2 separate regions of the Homo sapiens genome follow, and region 2 is linked to region 1. Evidence: chromatin contacts called from ENCODE Hi-C data. All regions are on one chromosome and are shown on one strand. The core of a region is the stretch at or near the end of the contact, and the rest is flanking DNA. Distances in the headings are between cores, read along the strand shown.

The links. A loop is a pair of places that touch in the nucleus more often than their neighbours do. Pooled maps may share reads with other maps.
Region 2: a map with no recorded cell type shows a loop between it and region 1 (7-fold over the local background). The contact joins two enhancer-like sites. A Hi-C loop is called at or near these places in 3 of 37 single-sample maps with no recorded cell type and 4 of 50 pooled maps.

Annotation. Positions count from the first base shown.
Region 1 is chr2:10,743,965-10,750,597 of GRCh38, reverse strand. All of the region lies in intron 3 of ATP6V1C2 (ATPase H+ transporting V1 subunit C2), which reads right to left. It also overlaps the pseudogene RNU7-138P. Among named protein-coding and RNA genes, the nearest start is that of ATP6V1C2, 26 kb to the right of the region's middle. RefSeq lists an enhancer at 5,031-5,090. Within about 2 kb of position 4,922, at least 5 of the 41 ENCODE cell types and tissues checked have a DNase peak (open chromatin) inside an H3K27ac peak, as active enhancers do.
Region 2 is chr2:10,862,486-10,869,529 of GRCh38, reverse strand. No RefSeq gene overlaps it. Among named protein-coding and RNA genes, the nearest start is that of LINC01954, 12 kb to the left of the region's middle. RefSeq lists silencers at 4,398-4,567, 5,598-5,647. Within about 2 kb of position 4,394, at least 3 of the 41 ENCODE cell types and tissues checked have a DNase peak (open chromatin) inside an H3K27ac peak, as active enhancers do.

The DNA of each region.
Region 1 (6,633 bases), core at 3,673-6,172:
TTTTGCTAATGACTGTTTAGTGCTCCTTGTCCTAGCCTCTGTGAAGGTTTTGTTTTGTTTTTTTTTTTTGCTTTTCGTTTTTGAGACAGGGTCTCACCCTGTCGCCCAGGCTGGAGTGCAGTGGTGCTATCTCGGCTTACTGCAACTTCCACCTTCCAGGTTCAAGTGATCCTTCTGCCTCAGCCTCCTGAGTAGCTGGACTACAGGCACCCGTCACCATGCCCTGCTAATTTTTGTATTTTTGGTAGAGACAGGATTGCACCATGCTGCCCAGCCTGGTCTCAAACCCCTGAGCTCAAGCAATCCACCTGCCTCGGCCTCCCAAAGTGCTGAGATTACAGGCATGAGCCATCACACGTGCCCTTCTGTGAAGTCTTTAACTACATAGAATTGTGGCCCTTAGGCATATACATGACACCAGAAACGTCTCAGAATAACATGGTCTATGAAGTTCTACTGCTAGAAAAAGCCCTGGTTCCACATAACGCAAACAGCCCTGACTTAGCTGTGATCATTAACGATGGTCATCAGTGAATTGCAGTATTACTTAATCAGAAAATTTTTCTCATTGAAAGGGAACTAAGAGTCTAGATACTGTGTTAAATGTACTTTTTTCACTCCACAGTTTGTTGTGAACACCTTTTCACGGGAGAAGACTGGTTCCTCATTCCTTTCATTTACTGTACTGTATTTCATTTCATAGCTGTATCATAACAAATTCTCTACTATTGGACATTTGAGTTATTGTCACTTTGATATGGCGTCACAATAATACACACATTTTGCTCACTTGTGCAGGTATAGATAAAAAATAAGTTGCCTGGATCAGAAAACTGAACTTTGTTAAAAAACAAATAAATACATTTTTAAAAAGAAAAGTGCATTTAAAAAGAAAAAATAAGTTGCTAAGGAAGCAACTTCTGGAATTAAGAATATGAACATTTACAGTTTTAACAAGCAAGACTAAACTACCCTACACATGTACAAAGTCAGTATACACTCACACCTCAGTGTATGAGACTGTCTGCTTCCCTAAACCCTTGCCAACACAGGTATTATGAATCTTTTTAATCTCTGCCAATCTGATGTCTGAAAAATTATATCTCGTTGTTGCTTTGATTTGCATTTCTTTGATCATCAGTGAGGCTGGACATCTTTTCTCATGTTTGACTCTATAAAAGGCTATTTTCTTCTTCTGTGGATAGCATGTTCATATATTTTGCCGGCTTTTTACTGGCTTGTTCATTTAAAAAAAACTTTTTTTTGGTAGGGCCAGGGTCTTGCTATGTTGCCCAGACCGGTCTTGAACTCCTGGCCTCAAGTGATCCTCCTGCCTCGGCTTCCCAAAGTGCTAAGATTACAGGCATGAGCCACCATACCCAGCCTCTTTTAAAAAATTTTATTTGTTGATATATATAATTTTTTAGGTGTTTTGAAGACTCCATTCTTTTTTTTTTTTTTTTTTTTGAGACGGAGTTTTGCTCTTGTTGTCCAGGCGGGAATACAATGGTGTGATCTCGGCTCACTGCAACCTCCATCTCCCGGGTTCAAGTGATTCTCCTGCCTCAGCTTCCCTGGTAGCTGGGATTACAGGTGTCTGCCACCATGCTCAGCTAAGTTTTTGTATTTTTAGTAGAGACAGGGTGTCACCATGTTGGCCAGGCTGGTCTTGAACTCCTGACCTCAGGCAATCCACCCACTCGGCCGCCCAAAGTGCTGGGATTACAGGCATGTGCCACCGTGTCCAGCCAGAAGACTCCATTCTTGAGAAAAAGTTTTGAGCTAAGTGACATTCCCATTTTAGAGATGAAAAAAATTAAGACTCAGAGAGCTAAAGGTCACCCTACACAGTAAACTAGGGTAGAAGCAGAAATTGATCATAAATCTACACTTCTCCAAGGCCCATGGAAATTAGCTCTTCCATGTTTGTCTAAAGTAAACTCTGGCAGCTTTATGTAAAATGCCAGGAAAAAAATTTATATTAACCCATAAAAGATGGACAAACCATATTTTTAATTAAAAAAGCACTGTAAACAATATATAAAGACCTTGATTGGGATGTTGGTTACACTGATGGATGATACTTATTTGTCTAAACTCTCCAGCCTGTTCACTTAAGATGAGTACATTTCACTGTATCTTTTACCTTGTTTAAAAAAAAAAATTTAAGCAGATACTGCCTTAGTCAAGTGACCAAAGTTAACATCATACACATGGAAAAGACCAATGCTGTGTGCCTCCTGCAACGCACTGAGGAAAACAACATCACTTGTGCAGTGTTTTGCCAAAACTGCATAACCTCCGTCTAGCCATGAGGAAGCAGCACGAGTTCAAATTAAGGAGCATATTACAAAATAACTGACCTAAACACTTAAAAAACTCAGAGCCATCAAGGTCAAAAAGACTGGGTGCAGTGGCTCACACCTGTAATCCCAGCACTTTGGGAGGCCAAGGCAAGTGGACCACGAGGTCAGGAGTTCGAGACCACCCAGGCCAACATGGCTAAACCCCATCTCTACTAAAAATACAAAAATTAGCCGGGCGTAGTGGTGCATGCCTGTAATACCAGCTACTCTAAACCCTAAACTCTTCCAGGTTTAGGCTGGAAAGCTTTGAGGCTGAGGCAGGAAAATTGCTTGAGCCTGGGAGGCAGAGGTTGCAGTGAGCCAAGATTGTGCCACTGCACTCCAGCCTGGGTAACAAAGCGAGACACCATCTCAAAAAAAGAAAAAGAAAAAGAAAAAAAAAGTCAAAAAGTCTGTATAAGTGTTCCAGTTTAAATAAGGCTAAAGAGACATGACAATTTATGACAGAAGACAGGAAGCCATCTCAGTTTTTATTATTATCTGAGAAAATATGACATTTTATTTTGGTAGAAAGTGTGCTTTTTTTTTTTGTTTCAAAGAGATGGTGTCTTGCTGTGTGGTCCAGACTGGTCTCAAACTCCTGGCCTTAAGTGATCCTCCCACCTCAGCCTTCTGAGTAGCTGAGACTACAGAAATGTGCCACTGTCCCCAGCTTAGAAAGCACACTATTGAGACAAGCGGTGATATCCAAGTGAAATCTGTAGACCGAGTACCAGTATTGCATTCCTGATTTTGATCATCATACTAAAGTTATATAAGAGGATGTCCTTATTTTTAAGAAATACACCCTAAAGTTTTTAGAGGTAAAGGAATATCATGTCTGTAACTTACTGTTGAAGAAGTTCAGAGTTCAGAAAGAGAGACAGAAAAGACAGAAGCAGAGACAAAAACAGAGAGAAAGCAGATGTGGTAAAAGTATATGAAAAGTATGAGAATTCTTTTCTTTTTTTTCTTTCTTTTTTTGAGACTGAGTTTCACTCTTGTTGCCCAAGCTTGAGTGCAATGGTGTGATCTCGGCTCACTGCAACCTCCACCTCCCGGGTTCAAGCAATTCTCCTGCCTCAGCCTCCCGAGTAGCTGGGATTACAGGCATGCACCACCATGACTGGCTAATTTTGTATTTTTAGTAGAGGCGGGGTTTCTTCATGTTGGTCAGGCTGGTCTGGAACTCACAACCTCAAGTGATCCACCTGCCCTGGCCTCCCAAAGCGCTGGGATTGCAGGCGCAAGCCACCGCACCTGGCTGAGAATTCTTTTCATTGTCTTTCATATTTTCTGGAAACTTGAAATTGGTTCAAAATAAAGCATTTAGGCATGTAAAGCATATAACCCCACTTAAAAAATTATGTCAGTATATACCTAAATAAGAATCCTAAAAGAAAAGAAACCAAACTGTTGACACTGGCTATTATCTTCATGGATACAAGAATGGAGACCTGCAATTTCCATGAATTTATGTAATGCTATGTTTTAATTTGTTAAAAACATATTACTTTTGCAAATAGAAAATAAAAGAAACTACGGTTGGGCGGGGTGGCTCATGTCTGTAACCCCAGCACTTTGGAAGGCCGAGGCGGGTGGATCATGAGGTCAAGAGATCAAGATCATCCTGGTCGACATGGTGAAACCACATCTCACTAAAAATACAGAAACTAGCCTGGCGTGCTGGTGGGCGCCTGTAATCCCAGCTACTTCGGAGGCTGAGGCACGAGAATTGCTTGAACCTGGGAGGTGGAGGTTGCAGTGGACTGAGATTGGGCCCCTGCATTCCAGCATGGGTGACAGAGGGAGACTCTGTCTCAAAAAAAAGAAAAAAGAAGAAGAAAAAAAAAAGGAAATAAGAGAAACTGAAAATAAAATAGTAAATCATAACAAAATAAATAATAAATAACTAATAAAAATAAACATAGCGGCATTATTAACAATAGCCAAGGCTGGGCTCAGTGGCTCACACCTGTAATCCCAGCATGTTGGGAGGCCAAGGTGGGCAGATCACTTGAGGTCAGGAGTTTGAGAACAGCCTGGCCCACATGGTGAAACCTCATCTCTACTAAAAATACAAAAATTAGCCGGGTGTGGTGGCACACACCTGTAGTTCCAGCTACTCGGGAGGCTGAGGCAGGAGAATTGCTTAAACCCAGGAGGTGGAGGTCACAAACTCCATCTCAAAAACAAACAAACAAAAATAACCAAAAGGTGGGAGCGACCCAAGCATCCATCAATAGCTGAGTGGATACATAGAATGTGGTGTGTCCATACGATGCGGCACTAGTCAGCCTTAAAAGGAAGGGAATTCTGACATGCTGTAAGACATTGAAGACATCATGCTGAGTAAAATAAGCCAGGCAGAAAAGGTCAAACACTATATGATTTCATTCATAGGAGGTACGTAAAATAGCCTAATTCATACAGAGAGAAAGTAGAAAGGTAGTTGCCAGGGCCTGGGGGAGGAGGAAAGGAGGAGTCACTGTTTAATGAATACAGTTTCAGTTCTTCAAAATGGAAAAAGTCCTGTGGGTGGAGGGTGGTGACGGTTGTAACAGCAGTGTGAACGTACTTAACGCCACTGAACTGTACACTTAAAAATGGTTGGCCGGGCGTGGTGGCTCATGCCTGTAAACCCAGCACTTTAGGAGGCAGAGGTAGGTGGATCACTTGAGATCAGGAATTTGAGACCAGCCTGGCCAACATGGTGAAAACCCGTCTCTACTTAAAATACAAAAATTACCAGGGTGTGTAGTCCCAGCTACTTGGGAGGCTGAGGCAGGAGAATCACTTGAATCAGGGAGGTGGAGGTTGCAGTGAGTTGAGATGGTGCCACTGCACTCCAGCCTGGGCGACAGAGTGAGACTCTGTCTAAAGAAAAAAAAAAACGGTTAAAAAGGTAACAAATAGGCTGGGCACAGTGGCTCATGCCTATAATCCCTGCACTTTGGGAGGTTGAGGTGGGTGGATCACCTGAGGTCAAGAGTTTGAGACGAGCCTGGCCAACATGGTGAAACCCCATCTCTCCTAAAAATACAAAAAAATTAGCTGGGTGTGGTGGCAGGCATCCAGATACTCGGGAGGCTGAGGCAGGAGAATTGCTTGAACCCGGGAGGCAAGGTTGCAATGAACCGAGATTGTGCCATTGCACTCCAGCCTGGGCAACAGGAATGAAATTCCGTCTCAGAAAAAAAAAAAAAAAAAAGAAAATAAATAAACAAATGGTAATAAATGATAAAAATACATTTTAAAGTAATAAACCCATATTCTTAAAAATAGGCCGGGTGCGATGGCTCATGCTTGTAATCCCAGCACTTTGGGAGGCTGAGGCGGGCAGATCACGAGGTCAAGAGATTGAGGCCATCCTGGCCAACATGGTGAAACCCCATCTCTACAAAAAATACAAAAAAATCAGCTGGGCGTGGTGGCGCACGCCTGTAGTCCCAGCTACTCGGGAGGCAGAGGCAGGAGAATTGCTTGAACCCAGGAGGCAGAGGTTGCAGTGAGCCGAGATCACGCCACTGCACTCCAGCCTGGCAACAGAGTGAGACTCTGTCTCAAAAAAAAAAAAAAAAAAGAAAAAGAGAAAAAAAAACCCATCAAGCATGGGGACAATTATTGTAACAGTGAGACCTGTTTATGTAGTTCAAGTGTCAGATACTAGAATTTCCCCTTACGTAGTTCAAGTGTCAGATACTAGAATTTCCCCAAGTTAAACATCTGCAGCATTAAAGGTGAGGAGGCCTGGTCAAATGCTCGTCTATAGGTTCACAGAAGAGCATCAACAAATAGCTCATAAGCGTGAGGAAGAAAGCTCAACCTCACTTGCACAGGAATATCTTTTACACCAATTAGTTCAGTGTATAAAGAAAACTCCTAATACAGCATTGGCAGTCCTTGGGGAAACAGGAGCATCAACGCACTGCTGAGATGAGGTGTTGATTGGTACAGCCTCACTAGAGAGTAATTTTAGAGTATCTATCAAACATTTGCAGGCAAGGGTTGGTTCTGGTGAAAACCAGAAAACCTCCTAGACAAATTCTAAAAAAGCTGTATTGTTTCCTTCGAGACAGGGTCGCACTCTGTCACCCAGGCTGCAGTGCAATGGCGTTACATGGCCCGCTGCAGCCTCAAACTCCTGTGCTCAAGGGACCTTCCTACCTTAGCCTCCCAGGTAGCTGGGACTGCAGGCACACACCACCATGCCTGGTTAAATTTTATTTATTTATTTATTTATTTATTATTATTATTTTTTTTTTTTTTTTGAGACTGAATCTCGCTG
Region 2 (7,044 bases), core at 3,145-5,644, 120 kb before region 1:
GACACTTACACCCAATCTGGCTGTCTCATATCACCCAGCCCACCCGTGCATTCTGCAGACTACAGAGCTCTTAACACCCCTGAGAAGGGCAAATGCATGCCCTTGTCTCCCAGCAAGTCTCTGGCAAAGCTAAGGCCAGAAGTTGCATCTCCCAAGCCCCGGTCCAAAGCACGTTCGATCACTGTGCCTAGATAGTATCCACAGAAGAGGCTCCTCAATTCCTGTGAGCGTGTTTGTGACAAGTGGAATTCTGTTTCCCACTGCGAGCAGGACCAGGGGTTAAGAAGTGGCTCTGTGATTCACGGAGACCTGAGTGGCTGCCCGGAGGACACCAAAACAGGAGATGGTCTAGAGGAGATGCATAGCTGGAAGCTGAGCTGGCATGTGATGAGGCGCCAGGCACTTAGGGCAGGAATTCAGCACCCCTCTCTCAGGGCACCTCTCCCAGAAGGAATGAGCTGGCGAGCCCGAGGATGGCCCCTCTGGGGGATGGCTTCTATGCAGCAACAAGAGCCTCAGAGGCCCCAGTCAGGTGGGCCTGAGCCCCGAGCTTCCTGTGTCCCGCAGGCCCCTAGGCCGTGGCATGGGGTGGGCTGAACCAGGGCCTGGAAACCCACAGGAGTGGTTTGGACCTTGGCTCAGGCATCTGCCAGCTTTGTGCTGCTGGGCACATTCCAGCCCAGAGACAGGGATCAAGGATCCCTCACGGGCTTTGGTTTGGGGGATAAACTAAATGAGATCGAGCATTAAAGCCCTGAGCCAGGGCCAGGGGGAGCAGCATCGTCTCTCTGTGGCTGATTGGAGGTGGTAGATGGGAATGCTGAGTCCCCAGCTCGCTCCTTTCAGAGCTTTCCAGGCACACAGCAGGCCCAGTGCCAGAGGCAGGCCCTTAGCTGGGCCTGGCCTGTGCCACAGCCTTGCAGGGATGGCTGAGGGAACAGTAGGCCAGAGCTAGTATTCCTGAGCCCCCACAATAGGTACCCCTCTGCCCAGCCACACACCCAGTTGCCCTATTTTGTCAGTTTTCTATTTCCTCAAGCGACCCTTTTGCTGGATCAAGGGCATATTGAAGGGTATGGTCAACCCCTCTGCCACTGCCTCGCTGTGTGAGCCTGGGAAAAACCCCTCCCCGCTCTGGTGAACACAATGGTGGCTGACAGCCCCTGTAGACAACATTTTCTGATTCTGCACACAGGTTTTCCAAAACACAGCCCTGCTCTTATCATTCTTCATAACAATCTGTTTAATGTCTCCCTTCTTCCCGAGCACTCTTGGTTCCACAGGAGCAGAGACTGTGCTTATCTCTTCCTCTCTTATACCCCTGGCATCCAGCATGTGGCAGATGCTCTATAAATCTTTGCCTACTGACATCCTCCCAACTCAGGGCTCATCGGGGCCACAGGGCAAGAATGTTGATTATCTACTGCATGCCAACAAGTGAACTGAGGATTTCCCCATGTGGTATCTTCGTTAATCTTCATAACTGTGAAAGTTAGGGATTATTATCCTCACTGGGGCCAAGGATGGAGCCCAGGTGCCCTACTAGGAACTATCCTATAGTCTCCATATGACAGAATTCCAGAATGAAGGAGCAGAAGCAGATCCTAAAGGCAGCTTCACCTCCCCAGCCTGTAAAAGGCAAAATGCCAAGAGGTGGCATCTCAGGAGAGGCCGGGAAAGGAAGGCATTAACTCATCTTGAGTGCTGCAACATGTTAGGTGGAGTTCCTGGTGCTTCATAGTCGTTACCTGGTGTAATTCTTACACAGAGCCTGGGAGGCATGACCTTGTTATCACCATTACAGAAGAGGAAACAGGCTCAGAGAGGTTAAAAACTTGCTCCAAGTCTCTCAGCTATGGGCAGCAGGGAAGGGTTAGAACCTGGGTCGGTCTGACTCCTAAACCCTAGCCCCTTCCACCTCTGCAGACTCCACACTTGAAATTTGTTGTGGACTAAATCGTGTGCCCCCAAAAATCATACGCTGAAGTCCTAGCCCCCCTCCCCCACCATGTGGCTGTATTGGAAATATGGCCTTTAAGAAGAGATGAAGGTCAAGTAAGGTCATAAGGGGTGGAACCCTCATGGGGTAGAACTGTTGTCCTTATAAGAAGCAAAGTCAGGCCGGGCACGGTGGCTCATGCCTGTAGTCTCAGCACTTTGGGAGGCCAAGGCAGGCAGATCACTTGAGGTCAGGAGTTCAAGACCAGCCTGGCCAACATGGTGAAACCCTGTCTCTACTAAAAACACACACACAAAAAAAAAATTTGCCAGGCATGGTGGCACACACCTATAATCCCAGCTACTTGGGAGGCTGAGGCAGGAGAATCACTTGAACCCAGTGAGCCAAGATCGCGCCACTGCACTACAGCCTGGGCAACAGAACGAAACTCTGTCTCAAAAAAAAAAAAAAAAAAAAAAAAAAAAAGAAGCGAAGTCAGAGCTCTCTGATGTGGCTGTGTGAGCACACAGCAAGAAGACAGCTATCCAGGAGTCAGGAAGAGGACCCTTTTCAGAACCCAGCTGTGCTGGCAGCCCAATCTCAGACTTCCAGCCTCCAGAACTGTAAGAAAATACATTTATATTATTTAAGCCACTCATCTGGTTAGGGCAGCAAACAAAGATTTTTTTCAAACACCAAATAGCTCAGCATTGAATGGAACAAGCTTTTATGAACTCCTTTCCCCATTCCTCATTCTTTTAGAGAAAAAGTAGCTTTAATATCCCCCAAGGACATTATAGCATTTGCAGAGAACTGGGAACTACTGCTGATTGATTTAACTTCCTCAGCAAGAATTGATGACCCCATGAGTGCTCCCCAGGAGCTTCCAGAATCCCTGAAAGTGATTTTTCCCTGGTCTGAAGACTCTACCTTATAAATTCGCTGACCGTCATCACCCCTCTTTCTGGATGGCAACTGTCTGGTTTTCTCTGGGAAGCATCTGTTCTGCGAAAAAGACCTCATATCTTCTCAGTTAATACAGAGTGTTCACACATATGTGATCTGCTCCACAATACTGAGGACAGAGTTGTCTTCTTCCCAGTTTCACGGATAGGGAAGCTTTGGGGTGGGGGCAGTGTTACCTGACTAAGGAGGCTTTGGGGCGGGAGTAGTGTTCAGCTGACTTGCTCAGGAAGAGCGTTCTTGAACTCTGTTCCTGGTCTCTGATCCCCTGTCAATGTCACAGCTAAATGCTCTCATTTTGCACAATAAGTGTGTGCATTGGAATAAATTGTGTTAAATAAGTGAATCAACTCATGGGCAAACAATTAAATGCAAAATGACAACTCAATAATTAGAGCTATTTGAACATCAGCCAGAGAGAACTAACACAAAAATAAACAGGAGGAGGAGAGGGAAGAGGGAGGAACAAAGGAGAGAAGAAGTGCACCTGTGGTTCCTAGTGGTCACTGTTCGATTAGATTCTACTTCCCCATCATGTGCTGGGCACCGGGCTGGGCACTGAGACTCAGAGGTGACTCAGCAGAAGTCCCCCAGGGACCCACTCGCTTTGTCATAGCTCCTCTACACCGTGTCGACCTGCCAGAAACTGGCAGTGAGGGATGAACTTGTCTCTGGGGCTAAGCCATGCTGGTTTTTTCACCATCACACACGATAGGACTCCAAGGTCTTCCAGCGTTCTGATCACACCCTCCGTGAGACACGCTGAGTTTGCCGGTGATCTCCAATGCAGGGTGCTTCATCATTTATAAGATGCTTCCACATTCCATGTCTCATATGTGCCTCGAAATCCCTCTGAGAAGAAGGTACTGTAACCAGCTCCATCTTGTAGAAGAGGTAAATTTACCCTCAGAGGGGCAAATAACTTGCCCAACGTCAAGTAACTAATAAGAGACCAAGCCAAGACCTGAACTCAGGTCTTCATAGCTCCAAATCTAGCTTTTCACCCTTCCCAGTTGCCTCTAGGTCCCGTGCCAGACACCTCATTTATGCACACATACATATGTCTAACTTGGCACATAGAGGCCAGACAAATTTGGAACTGGGTACAATTCAAATTCGTGGGTACAATTCAAATTCGCCTTGACTCTGACTGTGTGAGCAATGTGTGCCCTTTGAAGGAAACTATTTGCACCTGTTTCCGAGAGAGATCTGAAATGGGTGAAGTAATGCCTATGGATGAGACTTGTAAATTGCTGAGCCACGCAAACATGGGTTAATGCCAAGGTCGAGGCTGCTCTGTGTCTGCTAGCCAGCAGGAAATAGAACTGGGGCACAGATAATGCCACAAGACCTCCTAGGACTCTCTCCAGACTGCCCAGCTGACAGTCCCCCACCCCGGCCCCTTCCACATCTTCACCATATCCTAAAGCCACCATGCCTCCATCAACAAAAATATAGTTTAAAATACATTTGATGACTCTCAGTAAAGAACAGAACGGCGCATGGCGCCCTGGCATCTTAGCAGGTGTAGGTTCTGCCAAAGGAAGCCCTTGTGGCTTTCAGCAGCATTGCACACTTCTTCAAAAGTGAAAACTGAATCTCACCTTCTCGGTAGACACTAAACCAGAAAGCGAGTTTCAGATCTATATTTTGAAGTGTTTCGTGAAGCACTCCACTGGAAATAGAGATGCCTTTGCTTTTTACCAAATGCACAGAGTAGCCGGTTTCTAAGCTCTGGAGGTGATCCTGTTTTTTTCAGGGATGTGGTTCCAAGGGGTAACATTGAGCTTTATAAGGAATTCTCTTACAAATGTTGTTTTCCCAATAACTAATGGTCCCATTCAAACCTGAGTACATTGCCTTTTAAATTTCTAAGTGGTTTAATAATAGAACCGCTCCATTAACTCTGACACATGCTTGGGAATCAAGCAAAGAAATGAAGAGACGGCTGGAAAAACAAGCAACCGCAGCCGTGTGCGCTCCTGAGTCCTAAATGCTAGCGAGCTCAGCGGCTGAGATTTTATATCAAAAAGCCATGACCGGGAGCTCTTTGTCTGTGTGGGTCACAGAAGGATCGTCCTAACTTCTCTGCTCCTCCCAAGCCAGCCCCCTCCTTCCCTACAGAAAGGCCATCCTCCACTCCCTCCCGTCACCGCACCCACTATCTCCTGCTTTCTTCCCCTAAGAGTTCAGGCGTCCCTCCTGCTGTTTCAAACACTCCCTGGCCTGGCTACTATGAGGGACTGCAGTTTATTCACCAAGAACAGCTCTAGCTTCACTTCATTCCTCTCTCCTTCTGGAAAAGATTTAAGACCACAATTCACAGAATTAGCCCTGCTTTCCGATAGAATCCAATCCAAGGAGGAAAGCTCCGCATCCTTAAAACCTCTTCCAAATCCCCTAATGCAGCCCAAGTGAGCAGGTCCTTCCTGAACCCCTCTCCTGAGACACCCCAGGGCCTTGCGCAGTGTGCTCCCTTCCTGGTTGCAATGAGCCCAGGGTTGTTCAGATGCTGGTCTGTGGCTTGAGCTGAAGGGCACTGACCACATCCTCATTTGTTTACAGAAGGGGTTTCGTGTGTGTGTGCGCGTGTGTGTGTGTGTTTGTGTGGGTGTGTGTATGTGTTTTCTTTACTTCTTCTTTTTTTTTTTTGACACAGGGTCTCGCTCTGTATCCAGGCTGAAGTGCAGTGTCGTTAACACAGCTGACTCACTGCAACCACCACCTCTCAGGCTCAAGCGATCCTCCCACCTCAGCCTCCCAAGTAGCTGGAACTATAGACACGCACCACCACACCCACCCAGCCAATTTTTTGGTTTTTTGTAGAGATGGGGTAGTGTCATGTTGCCCAGGTTGGTCTCAAATTCCTGGACTCAAGTGATCCTCCCACCTCGGCCTCCCAAAGTGCTGGAATTACAGACATAAGCCATGGTGCCCAATCCAGAAGGGATTTCATACATGCTTTTTGTAATGGAGTCTCACACCTATTATGACGATAGTGAGATTATTTTCATGTCTATAATGAACCACATTATCATCCCTCTAAACGCCTCCTCTCCTGGTAGGCTTTCCTGAACTACGTCTCTGCCACTTTCCTGCACGTAATCCTCTTCTTGATGCTTCTCTGATCCCCAAAGGAGAGCACCTGCAGGTTTCTGCTCTTGGTTTTTCTCTGTACATCGTCTCCCTCAGTTACTTCATCCCTGCCTATCTTATCCTCTCCCTTCCATGTGAAGAACTTCCACACCAGGGCTCCAGCCCTGACCTCTTCCAGCCACCTGCTGGACACCTGCTCCCTAACCCCGGTGTCCTGCCAGCATGTCAGCGTCAGCAGTCACACCAAGCCTGTCACCTCCCCGCACAGAGCTGACTGCACCTGACCCCCTCGTCCCTGCTCACAGCCTGCCCTCCCAGACCCTGAAGGACCAGAAGCAGGGGTGCCACCCCGGAGTCTCCCTCCCTCTGGCCTGCACATCCAGTCAGCACCATGACCCGCATCGATTTCTACAGGCACAGCTCATGCCAAGAGAAGCCGGGAATGCAGAGGCCCAGGGCGGGAGATCATGGTGGCTCTTCGTTTTGCTTGCACTGAGAAACTAAAAACCCAGAGAGGAGTGATAACATGACCTGGGTCCATCCACTGGGGGAGACCAAGCCAGGACTGGCCCCGTGTGTTCAAGCTGCCTTCCTCTTCCCCGCCAGGCAGCGCCTCCTGCATCCCTCAGGACCCTCATGGACCTACCGCAGCCACCTCCCAGCCGGCCTCCCTGCTCCACTCTCCTTTAGCCACCTGCCTCCCGCGGCCAGCAGCACAGCTCACTCCCCAGTCTGAAGCCATCAGTGTCTTCCCAGTCACTGCAGGTCACACAGAGACCCCCATCTTCTCCCGGCCCGGGCCCTCAGGAGCCACAGTCACTCTATCCTCCCACAGCTTCCCACATAAACTTCCAAACGGGCTGCACAGGGACGCTGGGGCCCACCTGCTTCTTGCCTCCTCTGGTCTGAGGTCCTTTCTATTCCACTAGCCAGTCAGCGTCTGCCTGCCCTCTGTCCCCTCCCACACACAGGGGCCGCTCCTCTCCCATGGCACAGTGTGGGCTCCTGTCCACAGCACCGGGCCCTAGGCCGCCAGGGCTCTCTCT